Linked DNA regions of Mus musculus: region 2 is linked to region 1. Evidence: chromatin loops called from intact Hi-C (ENCODE). Cell type or tissue: left cerebral cortex. All regions are shown on one strand. Each heading gives the region's core, and the rest is flanking DNA. Links, peaks and the distances in the headings are about the cores only.

Region 1 (9,424 bases), core at 196-5,195:
CTAAAGTTTCCTACTGGGGCTATTCAGCAAGGCCACGTAGCTTGACCTTCCTGCCTCTACACTCAGCTGGATGTCAGAGCCCCTAGTCACCCCCAGGCCCTGTACTGTTGGGGTCTTTGAGCCATGCAGTCAGGTTCCCTGGCTGGACAGAAAAGACAGAGGCTTTATGAAGCCAGACCGTTTCTATTTTTGTCCACTGTTATTCCAGCGTGGGCTGAGTAATAAACATGGCTGGAACTGGCTGTTAGAAGATAATCAAGACTTAAGTTTTTAATCTTTCCCTTCATTTATGGTTTCTGCATCTGGTAATTAGTATTTTCTTGGCACAGATTTCAGGCTCCTCTTCCTACTTTTATCTGGCATTGTAAGGGCAGACTGTGCCCCCTGCCCCCAACTCCCAGTCTTCACCTCTGAATCCTACCCATGGCCAGAAGCACAGAACTGTGGAAGGCTGTGGGGAGAATTTGTGTTACCTTAGTCGGGTAAGAAGACTGCGGTGACTTCAGAAATGGGCTGGCCTAAAGGTTACCATGCCAGAAGAGATTCTGCAGTCTCCTTCAGGCTCATGATGGAACCTATCCTGTGTATACCCAAGAAAGCCAGCACCTCAAAACAGACTGCAGGACATGGCATAGAAGACTGTCACAGCCTCTAAGGGAAGCAGACAGAAGGGGTCCCAGAAAACCCTGCCCTGAGGACGCAGCCTGCAGGATAGATAGGGCATTCATTCTTTGGGTGAAAAGGCAGGGTGACTACTTACTCACTTTCTTCTTACACTAGAGTGGAGAGGGGATTCTTGTAGGAAATATCAAGGTAGTCTGGAAGCTGTGGCGTCCAGAGCCTAGGTGGGTGTGTGACTTCCTGCAGTCAATCTTACCTGGAACTGAAGAGCATAGAGCTAAAGGAGCAAACCCTGAATGTAAACATTAATGTGACCACACTTATGCCAGACCTCTGACCTGTACTGGAGCCTGGAGTGGTGGCATCCTTCCTCCACCCACCCACCCAGCTGTTTCACATTTAGCTTGGGTCTACTGTGCCTGTTTTGAAATAGCTTCAAAGAAAGAACATTTGCAGTCCTGAGAATATTCCCCAGCCTACTGCCGTAACATGACAGGGAGACCAACCTCAAAGGATTCTGAACAGAGAAACACCAAAGCAAGTGAGTAATCCTGTAAAAATAGCCCAGCAAAAAGGAAGTGAGCAGGCTCGAGATCAGAAACAATAAGTATGCTCTCTCCTACTTACCTCCCTGGGGTGGAGTCGTAAACCACCACCACCCCTTCAGCACTAAAGATTGAGCCCGGGGCTGCATGTGCGAGATGAGTGTTCTGCTCTACCCTCCCCAGCACCTGCGGAACATTTTAGAAAGCTGATTATAGAACCGCACTCCAGGATTGAGATAAGAGTGGCCTTGGGTACACCCCGGATATGAAATGAGCTTCAGAAAAGAGTATACAGCAAGAGTCAAACCACAAGCTTAGTTCACCCGCAGTACTGTGACTTAAAGCTAACTTCACTTGAGTGTGAGGTGATGTGGGAAGTAAGTCACTGGCCCTCAGTCCTCCAGTGAGCTCTAAATAGCTAATGTCTGCAGGGACTCTAGAGATTGCTCAAAGGAAGCTGCAGTGATCTAACACACATGAGGCCTGGCAGAAGATAGGTGCCAGGAAGCTCCTGAGTCAGCACATTATGGAAGCTGCCTGTGCACCTTTCAGAGTTCCTCCCAGGAGGATAGCAACAGGACCAAAGGGAGGGGATGCTTGGCCAGCCAGTAGAAGTTTCCATCAAAACAGTGATGCTTTGACTTGGAGACATGCGCCTGTAGTTCCAGCACTTGGGAGGCTGAGGCAGGAGGACCTCAAGTTTAACAACCTCCTGGTCTCCATAATGAAATCAAGACCATCTTGACAAAGAAAGAACCCAGGGCTGGGGGTCCAGCTCTGGGAGAGTCTCTTTCCAAGGGCCTGGGCCCAGCCCCAGTACAGCAAATTAAAAAGACCCAGATGTCCAGAGACACTCATCCTTCTGGTTCTCCAGGTGCCTCTGTCCTGTGAGTGCCAGGGAGGCTGAGTGCAGGTCTGAGGTGTCACTGAAGGCTCTGCGGTGTTCTGTATGAATCAGTGGTATTTGCTGCCACTTCCCTGTACCCAAATCTCACACAAAGTGCCCACTCCCAGTTTCCTCCCATCCTGCATCCATCCCACTCCAATCTCCACTTGTGCGAACCATACAGACCCTATTCTCATGGAGCTAGCAATGCAGCATTCCAAACATCTCACCAGGCAATTCTGCCTTATTTCTAGCCAAAGGTTATGGTACCCAGAGGGCATGTGAACACACACCATATACTTATCCAGGTAGGACCAAACTGCTGGTTTCATGGGGAGGAAAGAGAATAGCTGAGTGCATGCTCAGAGGCCAGAAGAGGAAGCTGGGAAAAAATCATGACTCAGTCACTGCTTCCCCACCGCAGTTTGCGCTCCTCCACACCTCCCACTTCCTGGCTTCATCGTGAACATACAGATGCCTCATCCTGGCCCAGCCACATGTGCCTCTATATTTCTAGCAAGTTTGAGTATCTATATGAGGAAGACCTGCTGGCCCTGCCTGGTGCTGCTTTCTAGATCAGCTGTCCACTGTGCTGTTGTCACAGGAGCCTCAGCCAGTTTGGGGCTGAGGTATATATGTGAGGGTCTCAGACACCACTGGTCTCACTGGGTTACACTGAACGGCCCTTACTCAGGACTCTGTTTGTTTCACAAGGTGGATGGGTATGATGTACCTATTTGTGTGTTGGTACATGCACACTTGTGTGTGGAGGCCAGACGTCAATGCTGAGGGTCAATGCTCAGTTACTTTCCATCTAGATTCTGAGACAGTGTCTCCCTGAGCCCAGCGTTCAACATTGGTTACTTTTACATGAATGCTTGATAACTTGGGTCCATATGTTTGCTGTGACTTTAATGGCTGAGCCATCTCCCCAGCCCCTGACATTACAGTGAGTAGAGCCAGCCAATCCTCAAGGACAGCAGGCAAGACAGCTGGCGCTGAGGACAGAATCAAGTTCTCTCATCTCACAAATGTAACACTGAGGGAGTTGCTTGGCCCTTCTGTATTTTATGTATAAAATGGTAATTAGTAAGTGTTCCTAAAGTCTACTTTAGCCATATCAGCACAACTATAGGTGCTCACCTATATTACCTGTACACTGAGTGGTCCTCCACTAGGGGCATATTGTACTCCTTCCCATGCACACTTGGAACTTTTGTCAATGTCTAAAGATATTTTTGTCACAACTGTAAAGAGATGCTACTGGCATCTGGAGGGTACAAGTCCAATGCTGCTGTAATTAAAGTATAGTCTTAACAACAAAGGATCATCTGGATGCAAATGTACAAGACTGAAAACCTTACCACACAATCACCCATGGGGTGGATATTGTAGGCTTTGATTTCTCAAAACCTACTTTTAATAAGGGTTTGTAAACACTTTAACCTCCCTTCTAGGCCACCACCCACCAGAGGTAGTGGAAAGGAAAGGTTAATAGGGCAAAGGAGGATATGGACCTGCTTAGAAATAGTTCTTTGGAGCAAATCCAATCTGCAGTGTCAGGATATCAGCCTCTCAGTTCATACGAATCAGCATTGATCCACTCGAAAACACCATTCACAAATCAGAAGAAACCCGGGAGGCTCTGCCAAACTGTCCGAATTCACAGAAGCATCAAGAAGCCACCAGAACACCACTGGAAGTTTACTGGTGTGTTTCTGACATGACAAACAACTAGCAAAGAATGGTAAGGCATACTAATACCATCCAGCATCGTCCACTGTCTATTGGGTCATACTTATATCCTTCCCAAACATCGCATGTTCTCTCAAGCATCCACTCTAGCAAAACATCACATGCCCCTTTTTCTGGCTGCTTCCAGAAAAACACCACATGTCTGTTCTTAGTAAAACATCCTCCCCTGTGTCTGCTTCAGGAAAAAACATCCTCTCATAAGACTGTTTCCAGGGAAAAAAAATCACATGACACAACTGAGTCTCGAAAGAAACCAGAAATTTCACTTCAGGCTGTGCGTGCTTTTGTGAGATGAATCCCTTCCCCCATTGACCTCTCCATATATCAAATGGGTTCCCTAAAAATAGAATGCTTCTAAAGAGTGGCTCATTCCTTTTCTGGCTGGCCAGTGAGCACCAGGGCTTTGCCTGTGTCAGCCTCCCCAGTGCTGGATTTACAGGAACACACCACCACACTGAGGCTTTTTATCTGATTCCTGAGAGTCCTCCAGAGTACATGGCAAACACTTTACCAACAGAGCCGTCCCCCCAACCCCTGCTTCACTGCCTTTTGTTTTTATTGGTGTGTTTCTGTTTGTCTATTTTAATGAATTATTTGTGGGCTGGAGAAATGGCCCAGCAGTCAAGAGCATTGTCAGCTCTTCCAGAGATCTTGAATTCAATACCCAGCAATCATATGGTGGCTCACAACCATCTATTCTGGAATCTGATGCCACCTTCTGACATGCAGGTGTACATTTAGATCATAAATGGTCTTAGTAATGAGATACAGGGTCTGAAAAAAATCATTAAGAAAAATACAGGGAAATTCTAGGAGTTGGTAGATTACAAATTACAGTTGAATCATTAGGGCCTGTACTGGCTAGTTTTGTGTCAACTTGACACAGAGTTACCACAGAGAAAGGAGCTTCAGTTGAGGAAATGCCTCCATGAGATCCAGCTGTAAGACATCTTCTCAATTAGTGATCAAGAGGGAAAGGCCCCTTGTGGGTGGGACCATCTCTGGGCTGGTAGTCTTGAGTTTTATAAGAGAGCAAGCTGAGCAAGACAGGAGAGGCAAGCCAGTAACATCCCTCCATGACCTCTGCATCAGCTCCTGCTCCCTGACCTGCTTGAGTTCCAGTTCTGACTTCCTTTGGTGATGAACAGCAGCATGGAAGTGTAAGCCGAATAAACCCTTTCCTCCCCAACTTGCTTCTTGGTCATGATGTTTGTGCAGGAATAGAAACCCTGACTAAGACAGGGCCCCATGCTACTCTCTGTGCATGTTCAGCCTTACACACAGGAAATGAGGGACACCCACCCACACACACACACACACTGTTATGGGCAGGAGAAGGATTTTGATTAATTGATGATGCGCTTTGGTGCCTTCTTGAAGGCAGGACAGATGGTTCTGGTAGGCAGAATTCTGATGTTCTCTTACCTTTTACAGGAGTTTACAGTTGTGATAAAGAGGGATCATGTTGAAACAAGGATTCATGACAGACATGGAGAACACCTTGGCTCAGCGTCTGGCTTCCTGCTATTACAGAAAGATAAAAAGATGCACTGCCCTTGCCTAAATGTTGGCATGCTACTGAAAAGGCTGCATGGTATTTGAAAAAGTCAAAGGAAAGGATATTGGCTTTATGATTAGGTCGAAGAGCCTGTCTAATAGGAAAGGAAAATAAAGGAGGAAAGGGAAAACTTGAACAAAGGACTGAGAGGTTGGACTTCTCATAGAGAAACTAGGTGTCTATCATGACAGATTGATAAAATAATACAGGAAAAGCTTGAAATAACACGTACCAGGAAATAGCTTCTTGACAACTAACTCTGGACCAAACTCATAAACAGCTGTGCTGTCTAGTACTTCTATAACTGCAAAGCTTCATGACACCAATCTTGAGTTAAAAGAAAACTGATTTTATCATACTATTAACTTTCTGTTCTCTTGAAACTTGATGTTTGCTTGCTTTGTTTAATATGCTTATGTAATTAAGGAAGACTTTTAGAAAAAAATGTATATTAAAAAGTTTTGTAATCAGAGGGTGGCGAGATGGCTCCATACGGTAACTCATAACTGTTAACATTCCTTCTAGGCTCTACCCCACAGTTACCTGGCAAGAGCCAGGTATGCCTGGCTTACTATAAAAGGGACTATTTGTCCCTTCCTCCATCTACTCTCTTTTTCTCTCTGACTCCTTTCTCTCTCTGAACCCTTAATCCCTCTCTACCCTTCCTCCTCTCCCACCCCTCTCTCTACTCTCTTCCCAACTCCCCTTTCCATGCCCTAAATAAACTATTCCATACTACATCTGTCTCACGGCTGTTACCTCAGGGGGAAGGGATAACTTGGCATGGGCTCACTGAGGCACCCCTCCCACCTCACCATACCACACCTCAATCAAACATATCCTGGCTTTTTTAATAAAACAATAACCATCTCACCAGGCAGTGGTGGTGCACGCCTTTAGTCCCAGCACTTGGGAGGCAGAGGCAGGCAGATTTCTGAGTTCAAAGCCAGCCTGGTCTACAGAGTGAGTTCCAGGACAGCCAGGGCTATACAGAAAAACCCTGTCTTGAAAAATCAAACTAAACCAAACCAAAACAATAACCATCTCTAATAAAATCTGTTGTCCTCTTCTGGTGTGCACTTATATATAAATAATTTTTTAAAATTTTTTTAAGTTTTGTAATCAACGATTAACATCTATGGGTGCTGTGTGTGTGTGTGTGAGAGAGAGAGAGAGAGAGAGAGAGAGGGTGGGAGAGAGAGAGAGAGAGAGAGAGAGAGGTGGGAGAAAAGGAAAAAGAGATGATGTGGCCACTTCATGGCTCTCTGTTTCCTCATGTACGGAGAGGTGAGTGAGAAGGTTCAGGCTCCCAATGACCCAGACTGGTTCCCTCCTCACCGTGATGGATCTTTTTTCTTATAGAACCCGGGACCAGCCCAGGAGTGACCCCACTAACAATAGGCTGGACCCTCCCGTATGAGTCACTAATTAAGAAACGGGTTTGCCTACAGCACTATCTTAGGGAAGCACTTTCTCAATGCCTTTCCCACGATGGGCACTACTATTCATACTGTGAGCCAGAATAAACTCCTAGCCTAAGTTGCTCCCTGTCAGATACTTAGTCATAGCTCTTCTAATGGTAATGAATATAGGCTTGTTTGGGCTTACCATTTCAGCCTGTGGCCTTGCCACCATTGATCCTCGTCTACAGTAAGTCAGACTATCCCAGTGCTGGCCATATGAAGATGAGAAGGCGGCTCACGTTGCAGTGGACAGGAAGCAGAGAGGAAAGCACCCAGATCCAGTTATAACTTTCAAAGGTATACACCTAAGGACCTCTTTCCTCTAGCTAAAGCCCCTGGAAATAGCATCACTAGCTAAAGACCAGGTACTCAACATTTGAGCCTGTGGGGAACATGACCTGTTCAAACCGTAAAAATAGAGATGTACAATGAATTACCAAAAATTAATTGCTCTGTGTTTATTGTAACAGTCAATTGCACACTATTCAGCTTTACTGTATTGGAATACAAGGCCATTGTTATGTAAGAGTTTGGTTGCTACAGTCAAAGAAATTGCAACTGAGGATTGAATGATTAAAAGTAATGATTAATTGCCAATTAAGAAAATGCTCTACAGACTTGTGTATGGCCCAATCTTCTGTATGCATTTTCTCAATACTTTTAATTCTCATTCTCTCTCTCTCTCTCTCTCTCTCTCTCTCTCTCTCTCTCTCTCTCTCTCTCTGTGTGTGTGTGTGTGTGTGTGTGTGTGCGCGTGTGCGTGTCGTGTCTTTGTCTTAGGGTTTCTGTTGCTGTGATGAAACTTCATGGCTAAAGAATCTTGTAGGGCTGGAGAGATGGCTCAGCAGTTAAGAGCACTAACTGTTCTTCCAAAGGTCCTGAGTTCAAATTCCAGCAACCACATGGTGGCTCACAACCATCCATAACGAGATCTGACACCCTCTTCTGGAGTGTCTGAAGACAGGTAGGTACAGTGTACTTACATATAATAAATAAAATGCCAGGCAGTGGTGGTGCATGCCTTTAATTCCAGCACTTGGGAGGCAGAGGCAGGCAGATTTCTGAGTTCAAGGCCAGCCTGGTCTACAGAGTGAGTTTCAGGACAACCAGGGCTACACAGAGAAACCCTGTCTTGAACCCACCCAACACCCACCCCCCCAAAAAGAGAATCTTGTAGAGGAAGGGTTTATTTGACTTACACTTCCATATCACAGTTCTTATTGAAGGAAACCAGGAAAGGAACTCAAACACACAGGGACCTGAAGGCAGGAGCTGATGCAGAGGCCATGGAAGGGCACTGCTTACTGGCTTGCTTTTCATAGCTTGTTCAACCTGCTTTCTTATAGAACCCAGGACCAGCAGTCCAGGGGTGGGCCCGCCCACAATGGGCTGGGCTCACCCTCATTAATTACTAATTAAGAAAATGCCCTACAGCCTTGTCTACAGCCCAGTCTTATGTAGGCATTTTCTCAATTGAGCTTTCTCCTGGCAGACAACTTTAGCTTAGATGGAGTTGACATAAAAATTTGTGTATGACTCTGTGTGTGTGACCAAAAATGGTCGAAAGCAACTGATGATTGATGTTACCCTGAAAAGCAGTAGATTTCTTGAGCTTTCTACACAGGCAAAAACCAACCAATGAAACAAACAAACAAAGCAGGTCAGAACTCTACATCTGAAAATGGGGCACTATTATCGGCTCAGCATTCACTAGGAATTCAGACTCTGGCTGAAACTTTGATGCAAGGCATCCCAGGGGACAACTTGTGACTCCAGGCTTGTCTGTGGAAATTGAGGTGTCAGATGACTGCATGTGAAGAAACCAGAGAGCAAAGCTAGATAACGGAGAGGCCTGGCAGGAGGCTGCACTGCCTGAGGCACAGGTCTCCTCTCTGCTCCTCTGGGATGAGGTTGGCCAGACAACAGCTCATAGAGGACCTACAGTGACCTGTAGCGCCACCCCGTATGAAGAGCACAGATGCTCCACTGTCCTCTACCAGTTCCTCCTCCTTGACCTCTGTGGAGGGGAGGAAGGAAAGGAGTCAACACAAGGAGTCACCTCCACTCAGCATCAGAGGGGCATGGCTCGCCTAGGAGGTAGGACTGGAGTTGAAGATAATGTAAGAAGTGATTTGAAGTCCGCTTGGATATGGGGCCTAGGCCAAGCCTTAATGAGTTTGACAGAGCACTCTTGTCCAGAAACACACTTAGGCTAACGTACATCAGTGCCAAAAGCAAAACCTGTAGGGCTAATCAGCTCTTGTGCACTGTGTAATTCACCTGTCAGTAGAGATCTGAATGGCCAATAGCAAAGCAACCGAGAATAGACAGGACACCCAGCAGAGAGAGGCGAACTCTAGGAAAGAGTCAGGCTTGGGAAGATTCACCACCCAGACTCGGAGAAAGTTGGACATATGAAACTGAGGAGAGGTAACTAGCCAGTCATGTGGCAGACACAGAAAGTATAAAAGGGTAAATATAAATTAAGTGCTAGTTGGGGAACAAGCCTAGCTTAAGGCCAAACTAGAAAAAGAAAGAAAGGAAAGACAGGAATTCTGGTGGCTAATCCTATGAACAGGGTGGGCAAATTCAATTG
Region 2 (9,424 bases), core at 2,817-7,816, 63 kb after region 1:
CCTCTCTCTCTCTCTCTCTCTCTGTTTGCAGATCAGGATGTAGCTCTCATCTACTTCTCTGGCACCACACCTGCCCGCCGACATGCTCCCTGGCACAGTAATCATTATTGCTCTGACTATGCCTTTGGTACTGTAAGCAACCCCTCAGTTAAATCCTTTCTTTTACAAACATTGCCTTGGTCATGGTGTCTCTTAGCAGCCATTGAACAGTGACTAAGATATCTGGGAAGAAGGGACATCAACTGAGTTGCTCAGATCAGACTGGCCTGTAGCCATGTGTGTGGTAAACTGTCTTGACTGACAATTGATATGGGGGAGCCCAGCATACTTCTGTGGCATCATTGTAGGCGGGGTGGCCTGGGCTGACGAAGGAAGCAAGCTAAGCAGGAGCCTGTGAGCCTGTTCTCTATGGTTCCTGCCTTCAGGTTCTTGACTTGAGTTCCTGTCCTGACTCCCCTTAAAAATGGACTGTAAGATGAAATAAGCCCATTCCTCCCTCAAGTTTCTTTTGGCAAGGATGTTTTTTTCACAGTAACAGAAAATCAAACTAGAATAGTCGGTAAAACAATTTTTTTTTGATCGAACACAAGAAGGTTTTTTTTTTTTTTCTATGTCCCATCTAGTTTGAGGTCTCAATTTGAAAACATCGTGTGGCCAGGGGTAGTTTGACTAGCTGGGGCTATAATCATCTGGAAATGTCTTTACTCACAAAACTTTTATAGCAATATATTACTAATTGATCTGCCTACCAAGCCCCCTCTGTCTATTTTTTTTTAAGGAAATAGTTATTTATAGTTCATATTGGGCTATCAGCCATTCTGAGTACTGATTTTGGGGGGGGCTCTTTTTGTATATTCCATTTAAAGCTGAACTGGTTTGAGTTCTCTAGGAAGTAGAGATTAAGGCAGAGTAAGAGATATGAGAGATTTGTTGCAGAAAAACACCTATGAACTAAAAGGAAAGAGAATAGAGTGAGGTAAGGAGAGACATCAGAGTACAGACAAGCTAAGATTCCAACAAGGGCTCAGAGCAGGACCGCACCTTAGATAAGGCCCACATTAGATAGACATAGGCAGGCCCTTGTGCCAATCCCTTCTTTTATCACTGACTTAGAAGACTATATCAAGGACATCTTGGTGACCATTGTCCCCCCACCCCTACCTTCTTTGAAACAGGGTCCTATACAGTCCAGCTGTACACTGAACTTTCTATGTAGCTGAGACTGGTCTTGAGCTACTGATCTTCTTGCCTGTGCCTTTTGAGCGCTGGGATGAACAGAGGATATCATCATACTTTTTGTCTTACTTATTGTTCTATTGCTGGGAAGGGGCACTTATGACCAAAGCAACTCTTACAAAAGAAAGCAGTTAAGTGGAAGCTTGCCTACAGCTTCAGAGGATTACTCCATTGTCCTTATGGCAGGAAGTGTGGTGGTGCATAGGCAGGCATGGTGCTAGAGAAGTAACTGAGAGCTTTACACCCTGGTCCATGGGCAGCAAGCAGAAGGAAGGAGGAATGGAGGGAGGGAGGGAGGGAGGGAGGGAGGGAGAGAGCGAGCCTGCCTGAGCCTGAGCCTGAGCCTGAGCCTGAGCCTGAGCCTGAGCCTGAGCCTGAGCCTGAGCCTGAGCCTGAGCCTGCGGTGGGCTTCACATTCTAATCCGTTCAAGCAGTTCATCACCTGATAACTAAGCATGTACATATATGAGCCTATGGAGGCCATTATCATTCAAACCACCACATCCTACTCCCTGGCCACCATAGGCTTGCAGCTGTCATCATAATGCAAAATGCATTTAGTCCAACTTCAAAAGTCTTTAATAGTCTAACATTCTTTAAAAGTCCAAAGTCTCTTAGACAGGAATTTTGATTGTGGGTTAGTAACCCTGTCCCTCCACGTGATGCCCTGTCTACCTACTGGAGGTGGATTCTTCCACTTATCTTTCCCCAGTGTTGGGCACTTTGGCTAAGGTTCACCCTCACTGAGTCCTGAGAGTGCCTCACCTCCCATGTCTCTGGTACTTTCTAGAGGGCATCCCCACCTCCCACTCCCCAAGGCTGCTTACTTCCATTCATTCCCTTTACCCTCTGGGCTTCTCTCCTGCCCCCCATATCTGACTCTATTCCCCCTTTCCCCTCACCCTGTCCCAGAATTGTTCCTGTCTAAAAGAACTACAGGAACAAAAATGGAGAAGAGACTGAAGGAAAGGAGGTCCAACTTGGGATCCATCTCATGAGGGGACACCAAGGCATGACACTACTGTTCTATGATATGCTTATAAATGGGAGCCTGGCATGGCTGTCCTCTGAGAGGTCCTGTCAGCAGCTGACTGAGACAAGAGCAGATACTTACACACCTAACATTGGACTGAAGTCAGGGATCCCTACGGTTCAATTAGGGGAAGAATAGCCCTGGCTGTTCTAGAACTCACTCTGTAGATCAGGCTGGCTTCAAGCTCACAGAGATCTACTTGAGTCTGCTCCACAAGTGCTGGGATTAAAGGTGTGAATTACTATTTCAGGTCATCAACTCAGTCTCTTAATTATAATTCCTTGTAAAAGCAAAGTCAAATGAGAAACTTCCAACAAACAATGGCACAGAATGAACATTCCTCCCAGTCTAAAGAGGAAGAAAGGAGGTGTAGTGAGGAAATATCAGATCAATGAAAAGACCAAAAATCAGCAGTGCACACTCAAAATTTTTGCATTTCCATGTCTTATGTCAAAGACCTCCAACTCCTTTTAGTTTTCTTAACTGAAGCACACTTCTCCTTCTTGGGCTGGTTCCATACCTGGTCTGCAACTCTCCTCAGTGGGTAATTCAGGGTTTTGGTATCTCCAACATCTTGGGGTCTCCAATCCAATCCAGGTTTTATCTTCACATCTTTGAGAGATGGCCTCTCCCCCAGGGACTCTGCATCGGTACCCCCAACCTATTCTCACTTTTGCAACTACACTGTAACCCCTACTGTCGCAGGATACTGATGCTCCTCCCAAGAGAATGTTTGATGGGGTTGTACCTTGGGACTTACTCCATGCGTTTATGGCCTGGTTAGTAAATACAATTGAGGGATTTTGTGTTCTAGTACGGTTTATTCCTAGAATGACTTATTACTCTGGGGAGGGTGTCATCAACCAGCTAGCACCTCCAAACAGTCTAGTTAAAAGGGTGGCCATTTCTGCTGTGTTACTAGGTCCTCTACATGACATAGAGCTGGCTGGAGCTGCTAATATAGGGGTCTCAGAAACATCTTATGGATTCAAGATGGCCCATTACTGAAAAGGGGGAATAATAAGGCTAGGCTGATTCCATGATTGGCTGCACACTGGCAGTTAAGCAGATTAGCTCTAAATCTCTGTTTCCAAGAACTGGGCAAGTCCAGGCCTCAGAAGCTGCCCTGCCACCTGGCCTGAGGCAAGGACAAATGGGTCAGCAACAGTTTCCAGACCTCCCGAACAAGTTTCCACCCCAGTAACGGAATGTCCATAGAGATGGACCCAACAGATTAACCTACCCCAGAATTTCCAAATACACTTTAAATCAGGCCTGCAAGCTCACTAGGTTGTCTCTCTGTTCTGGTAACAAGAGACCCCAGCTTGCTGCACTTCTGCATAATAAAACACTCTTTGCATTTACATTCTATTTGAGTCTGGGGTATCATTCTTCGGTGAATCATGGACCCTTTCAAGGACTTGCCTCCATCCCACTTCCTGGTGCCCTCTTTCTCCTTAAACTATACATTTTGTATTTTTCCTTGATTATTTTTCTCCTTTTCATTATAGATCTGCATAAGAGTAAACGCTAATAGTCAAACAACACAGTCAATACTAAGCTGTCTGGAAATCTCTGCCAAGGATTCTCTGTTAATCCATAACTCTTCACTTTAGCCTTAGGCAGACTTTTTTCTTCTTAAACAAGAGCAGAAAATAGCCATATTCTTCACAAAAATATCACAGGGAAGATCTCTAGGCCAAGTATTAATATTCTTACCTGAAACCCCTTGAGCCATTGCCCCCTGCTTAGGTCAAACCACCGTCAGCACCATTGTCTTCCATGTTCCTCCTAGTATGGCCCATTAAGCCCTGCTTAAAGCATTAAGCTGCTTTCCTGATCTAAAGTTCCCAGTCTACATTCCTGCAAACAAAAGCATGGTCAGGCCTATCACAGCAATACCCTATTCCCTGGTACCAACATCTGTCTTAGTTAGGGTTTCTATTGCTGTGAAGAAGCACCATGACCATGGCTTATCTTATAAAGAAAAACATTAGATTCTAGTCATAGAGTGAGGCTAGGGATGCTTCAAAGCACCCCACAGCACACAGGACAGCCACCATCATGTAATTACTTCACCGAAAATGTCAATGCTGCCCAAGTCAAGAAAACTCACTCACTAAAAATCTTCCCAGGAGACATGGGGTGTGGGTATGACTACACACTAATTTGATTATCTCTTATTTGGCCTACAGACAAAGTTTGTTTGCCAAAAATTAATGAATAAGAATGAACATTGCTCAGCACACTGAGGCGTGTCTTAGCTTAACACAGAAGGCCCTGGGATGCTTTGGTACGCATGCTTCTGCGTGTGAGATCGGGAAGACGCCACTCATTTGCCTGCTTTCTCCAGCCCTTTACTGACTTGGATCAAAGGCTGACCAAGTATTGAGAGCAAAGGCAGGCATGGTACAGTTTAAAATAAACATATTTTAATTCTGCATCCCATTTGAGTCTAGGTTTTCATCACTTGAACATATCATACAGGGACAGAGGGGCATGCTGACCTGAAAGCTCTAGAGACCCAAACACAGGGCTGATAGTCACTTCCCAGCACTGTGTTTCAGGCTGGGATCCTTTCCCAGGCCTGCAGGGTAGAGCCTATGTAGTCAGCCTTTGGCATCTCCTCAACAGGGCTTTTCTTGCCTTGAATGGATGAGTGAAAAACTGCTTACTTGACAGACAGAAAAAGGAAAAAGAAGATTAAAAATGTTTGAAAAGTCACCCTGTTGTTTGACTTGAAAAATCTCACAGAACTGTTCAGGAGTGGGAGCAGTGGCCGGAGAGGAGGTGGGTGCAGGGACACCCCGATTTATAAGGACAGTGTGCACGCTGCTGTGAATGGGCCCAAGGCCGTTTCCAAACCCAGTGGGAAAGCCACAGTTATAAACTGATACTTACTGGTGCACACCATAGTCACAGTTCCTGCCGTGGTGTTTTGCTTTCATCTGAAGATGCAACATTTATGTCATTTATACAGAGATATCAGCCACAAAGCGGGTGTGGGCCTATTTCATGAAATCCATAGCCAGGAGCTGGGGAGATGACTTCATTTGGCAAAGTGCTTGATGCACAATCCTGAGGACCTCAGCACACCCATGGTGTGCACCTATAATCTTGGCCGCAGAGAGGCAGAAACAGGTGGATTATAAGAATGCAGGCTAAGCAAATCACAATGAGAATTCTAGTAAGCATCATTTCTCCATGGCCCCTATATCAGCTCCTGCCTCGACACCAGGTTCTTGCCTTGAGTTCCTGCCCTGATTTCCTTCAGTGATGAACTGTAAGATAAAATAAACCCTTTCCTCTCCAAGTTAATGTGGGTCATAGAGCTTTTAGTCACCACTGTGGAAACCCTAAGACAGTACATGAATGGAATAAATATATGAGAGGGGAGAGAAATCTCTCGTCTGGAAGGACAAGTGAGTCACGCAGCCAACTGGCTGTGAGGAGACAGAGCTAAGTGTGCACCCCTTCAGTGTAGACTGCACAGTGAACTTCCATCCAAACAGCACAGTATACAAGAAAGAGGAAAACCTTAACCTCATACTGGAACCTTAGCCAAGCAATCAAACTTAATGACAAGTGATAAAGTGTGTCAATACTCGTGTGAGTGAAACAGCCTTTACCTCTATGGCCCTCCTCTCTAAGACCTATACCCCAGTTGAAGCCTGGGAAAAATAACAGCAAAATCAGCTGAGGAATAGACTGCAAAGGAGTGTCCCTCAAACTGTCGAGATCATGACAAATAAACAAGGGCAAGAGCCTAAAGAGAACTAGGGTGTAAATGTGACTCAAGTGTCCTGGATGGAGTTGTAGAGTGAAGGACGTTATATGCAGCTAAGGAAATCTGGGTAATGCGTACCTCTTAGTCATAAAGAATCAATATGGGTTTCTTCACTGGCACAAATGTTCTTTGTTAGGAAAGATGTAAAGAGCAGAAGAAAACTGGGTGTGGCTTTCTGTACTGTTTCTAAAAGGCTAAGGTTATAGCTCAGTGGTACAGTACTTGTCTAACACTTGTAAGGCTCTGGGTTCAATCCCCAGCCCTCCCAAAAAGAAAATTTCAGCTAAAATAAAACATACAAATTGTTACCTCCTTCCAGCCTAGCAAGGCTGGCTGTGACCATCTTCAAATTAAGCGGAGCCATCTGCTGTGCTGCTCCTTTGATGTGCCACTACCTGCCTGAGACCCAACCTGCCTGAGGCCAAACCAGTTCTCTTCCAAGAATCTTCCGGAGTTAACACCAAACTGCGATCTTCACGAGTTCCCACTAAAAGGCTGACCTATCTACTTCAAAAAACTTTACATGCCTAGAGATGGGCTTCCCCTCTTCTTTATAAAGCATGTTTGCTGACATTAAAATTGAACCATGATCAGAATGACTGTCTTGGTTTCATCTTTCTCTCACACCACCTAGCTCCCTCTTCTCTTCCAGATTCCAAAAGGCAGAGGCAGAGGCAGAGGCAGAGGCAGAGGCAGAGGCAGAGGCAGAGGCAGAGGCAGAGGCAGAGGCAGAGGCAGAGGCAGAGGCAGAGGCAGAGGCAGAGGCAGAGGCAGAGGCAGAGGCAGAGGCAGAGGCAGAGGCAGAGGCAGAGGCAGAGGCAGAGGCAGAGGCAGAGGCAGAGGCAGAGGCAGAGGCAGAGGCAGAGGCAGAGGCAGAGGCAGAGGCAGAGGCAGAGGCAGAGGCAGAGGCAGAGGCAGAGGCAGAGGCAGAGGCAGAGGCAGGTAGATCTCTGTGAGTTTAAGGCCAGCTTGGTCTACAGATTGAGTTACAAGACAGTCAAAAATTGGAATGTGCCTGTGCGCAAAAGCGCACACACCAAAGAGACCCCAAAACCCCAACTGTCTCAACCTGCCCCGCCCCCCAAAGGAGATGACATACAAGAGACCAATCCCAAGCATGTAAGCAAAAACAAAATAAAACAAAACCAAACCAACCAAACAACCAAAAGACTTGGTGACTCACTCAACCCTAGTTGCTGGCGTGGGGGCAGGGCAGATAACAGGATCTTGAGGCTCACTGATCAGCCAGTGTAGGCAGTCAGCAAGCTCCAAGTTTAGTGAAAGATGCTGTCAAAAAATAAAGTGGAATGTGATAGAGGAAGACACCTAATGTCAAGCTTTAGCCTTCACATGTGCACGAACATACACACATGATCATACACATATGGACAAACAAACCTGAACACACAACACCACAAACATATATGCCAAAAAAAAAAAAAAGAATAAAGGCCAGCTATGGTGACACACACCTTTAAACCCAGCACTAGGGAGGCTGAGACGGGGTGGCTCTCTGTGAGTTAAAGGCCAGCCTGGTCTACAAAGGGAGCTTTGGGGCAGCCAGGGCTACACAGAGAAACAGTGTTAAAGAAAAGGCAAGGGGAGGGGAGGGGAGGGGAGGGGAGGGGAGAGGGGAGGGGAGGGGAGGGGAGAGGGGAGGGGAGGGGAGGGGAGAGGGGAGGGGAGGGGAGGGGAGAGGGGAGGGGAGGGGAGGGGAGGGGAGGGGAGGGGAGGGGAGAGGAGAGGAGAGGAGAGGAGAGGAGAGGAGAGGAGAGGAGAGAAGAGAAGAGAAGAGAAGAGAAGAGAAGAGAAGAGAAGAGAAGAGAAGAGAAGAGAAGAGAAGTCTTAGAAGAGGTGGGTAGGAACTAGCTTTTTATCATGAAATCACTAGTTCAGGGCTAGTGAAATGTCTCAGAAGGTAAAAATGCTTACTTTGAAAGCCTTAGAACCTGAGTTTGATCCTGGAAGTCAGTGGAAGGAAAGAAGGAGCTCCTGAAAGCTGTCTTCTGACCTCCACATGTGCTGCACACAACTAGTGCTGTGTGCCCCCAACACTAACCAATAAGAAGAAATAAAAGCTACAAATGCAACCTGAAGTAATACAGAGAGCATAAAGACAACAGTAGCAATCATTCGAAATAATCCTCCTCTAATCCTTGACCATTCCTTCCGGACTGCCCCTACACAGAGCTGAACACGAAGTGGTTACAGATCCGATGCCCTGGAGAGCTCATCTCTTGCCTTTTTGCACATAACTGTACATCCGCAGGTCTTCCTACAACAGCATAGTGCTACACTATTACTTTACTGGTTATGATGATCTCTTGTAGTCAAATCTAAGTGTGTGTGTGTGTGTGTGTGTGTGTGTGTGTGTGTGTGTGTGCTGGCTAGTTTTACATCAACCTGACATGTCTAGAGTCATCTGAGAGGAGGAAACCCCAATTGAGACAATGCCTTCAGGAGATCAGGCTGCAGGCAAGCCCATAGGGCATTTTCTTAATTACTGATTCATGCGGGAGGCCCCAGCTCACTGTGGTGATGTCACATGGTGATAAACTGTAATATGGAAGTACAAGCCTAACAAACTCTTTCTTCTCCCAGTCACATCACCACAGTGGGTGCTATTCTTCCTGAACAAGCCAGGAGAAGCAAGGCAGTAAGCAGCACTCCCCCATGTTCTGTGCATCAGCTCCTGCTCCAGGTTCCTGCCATGTTGTTTGACATCCTGATCTAACTTCCTTTGTTGATAAACTGTAATATGGAAATACAAGCCTAACAAACTCTTTCTTTTCCCAGTTGCTTTTGGGCATGGTGTTTCATCACAGCATTAGAAACCCTGACAAAGACAGGAGGTGTGCCATTTAAAAGTGGGTCTTTTCTTTCTCTGAAGGATATTGTGTTAACACACATATACAAATATCTTTCTATGTTTGTTCATTATTCATACAAATTCCTGGATTGAGTACTAACTCTAGCTTGCTAGGTAGCCAATAACAACACTGCCACATTTTGTTGTTGTTGTTGTTATATGATCTGTGTGCACAGCCTGCTAACACTGAAGGCTCACCTCTGTCTTTGCCAAGAGCTGATTGGATGGAGTGTTGCTGGCTCATCACTTAAGCTTACCTTCTCATCCATACTGTGCCTGCTCTGCTTTCTTAAGTTTCTTTTCTTTTTTAGTTTGTACATTTTTAGTATAACATCTTTACTAATTTGGGGTGGATTTCCTACGCACGCATGCTGTAGTTAGTTTGGTCTTATTCCGTCCTTCACTTCCCCCTGCAACTCTTGCTGTTCTGCCATGTAACTAAGCCTTAGGTCTGACGACTAAGTCTCCACCACTAGAAAAAAGACTGGGGACAGTGAAA

The links. Peaks named below come from ENCODE experiments on the same cell type or tissue, not always from the same donor. Only the 100,000 strongest peaks of a DNase experiment are listed, where the experiment ranks them.
Region 2: a loop joins it to region 1, with 2.5 times the contacts of the local background. A loop is called at or near these places in 2 of 42 quality-filtered maps.

Annotation. Positions count from the first base shown.
Region 1 is chr6:71,979,106-71,988,529 of GRCm38, forward strand. It overlaps Polr1a (polymerase (RNA) I polypeptide A), which reads left to right. Exons shown (of 34, transcript NM_009088.3): 34 at 1-255. Among named protein-coding and RNA genes, the nearest start is that of Gm26628, 20 kb to the left of the region's middle. In left cerebral cortex, for the core only: a CTCF peak has its summit at 3,218; DNase peaks (open chromatin) are centred at 1,188, 1,596, 2,514, 2,992 and 1 more place; H3K27ac peaks cover 4,234 bases.
Region 2 is chr6:72,039,572-72,048,995 of GRCm38, forward strand. It overlaps 9130221F21Rik (RIKEN cDNA 9130221F21 gene), which reads right to left and starts at 2,957. Exons shown (of 3, transcript NR_046180.1): 1 at 2,790-2,957. In left cerebral cortex, for the core only: no CTCF peak of the experiment used is centred there; a DNase peak (open chromatin) is centred at 4,871.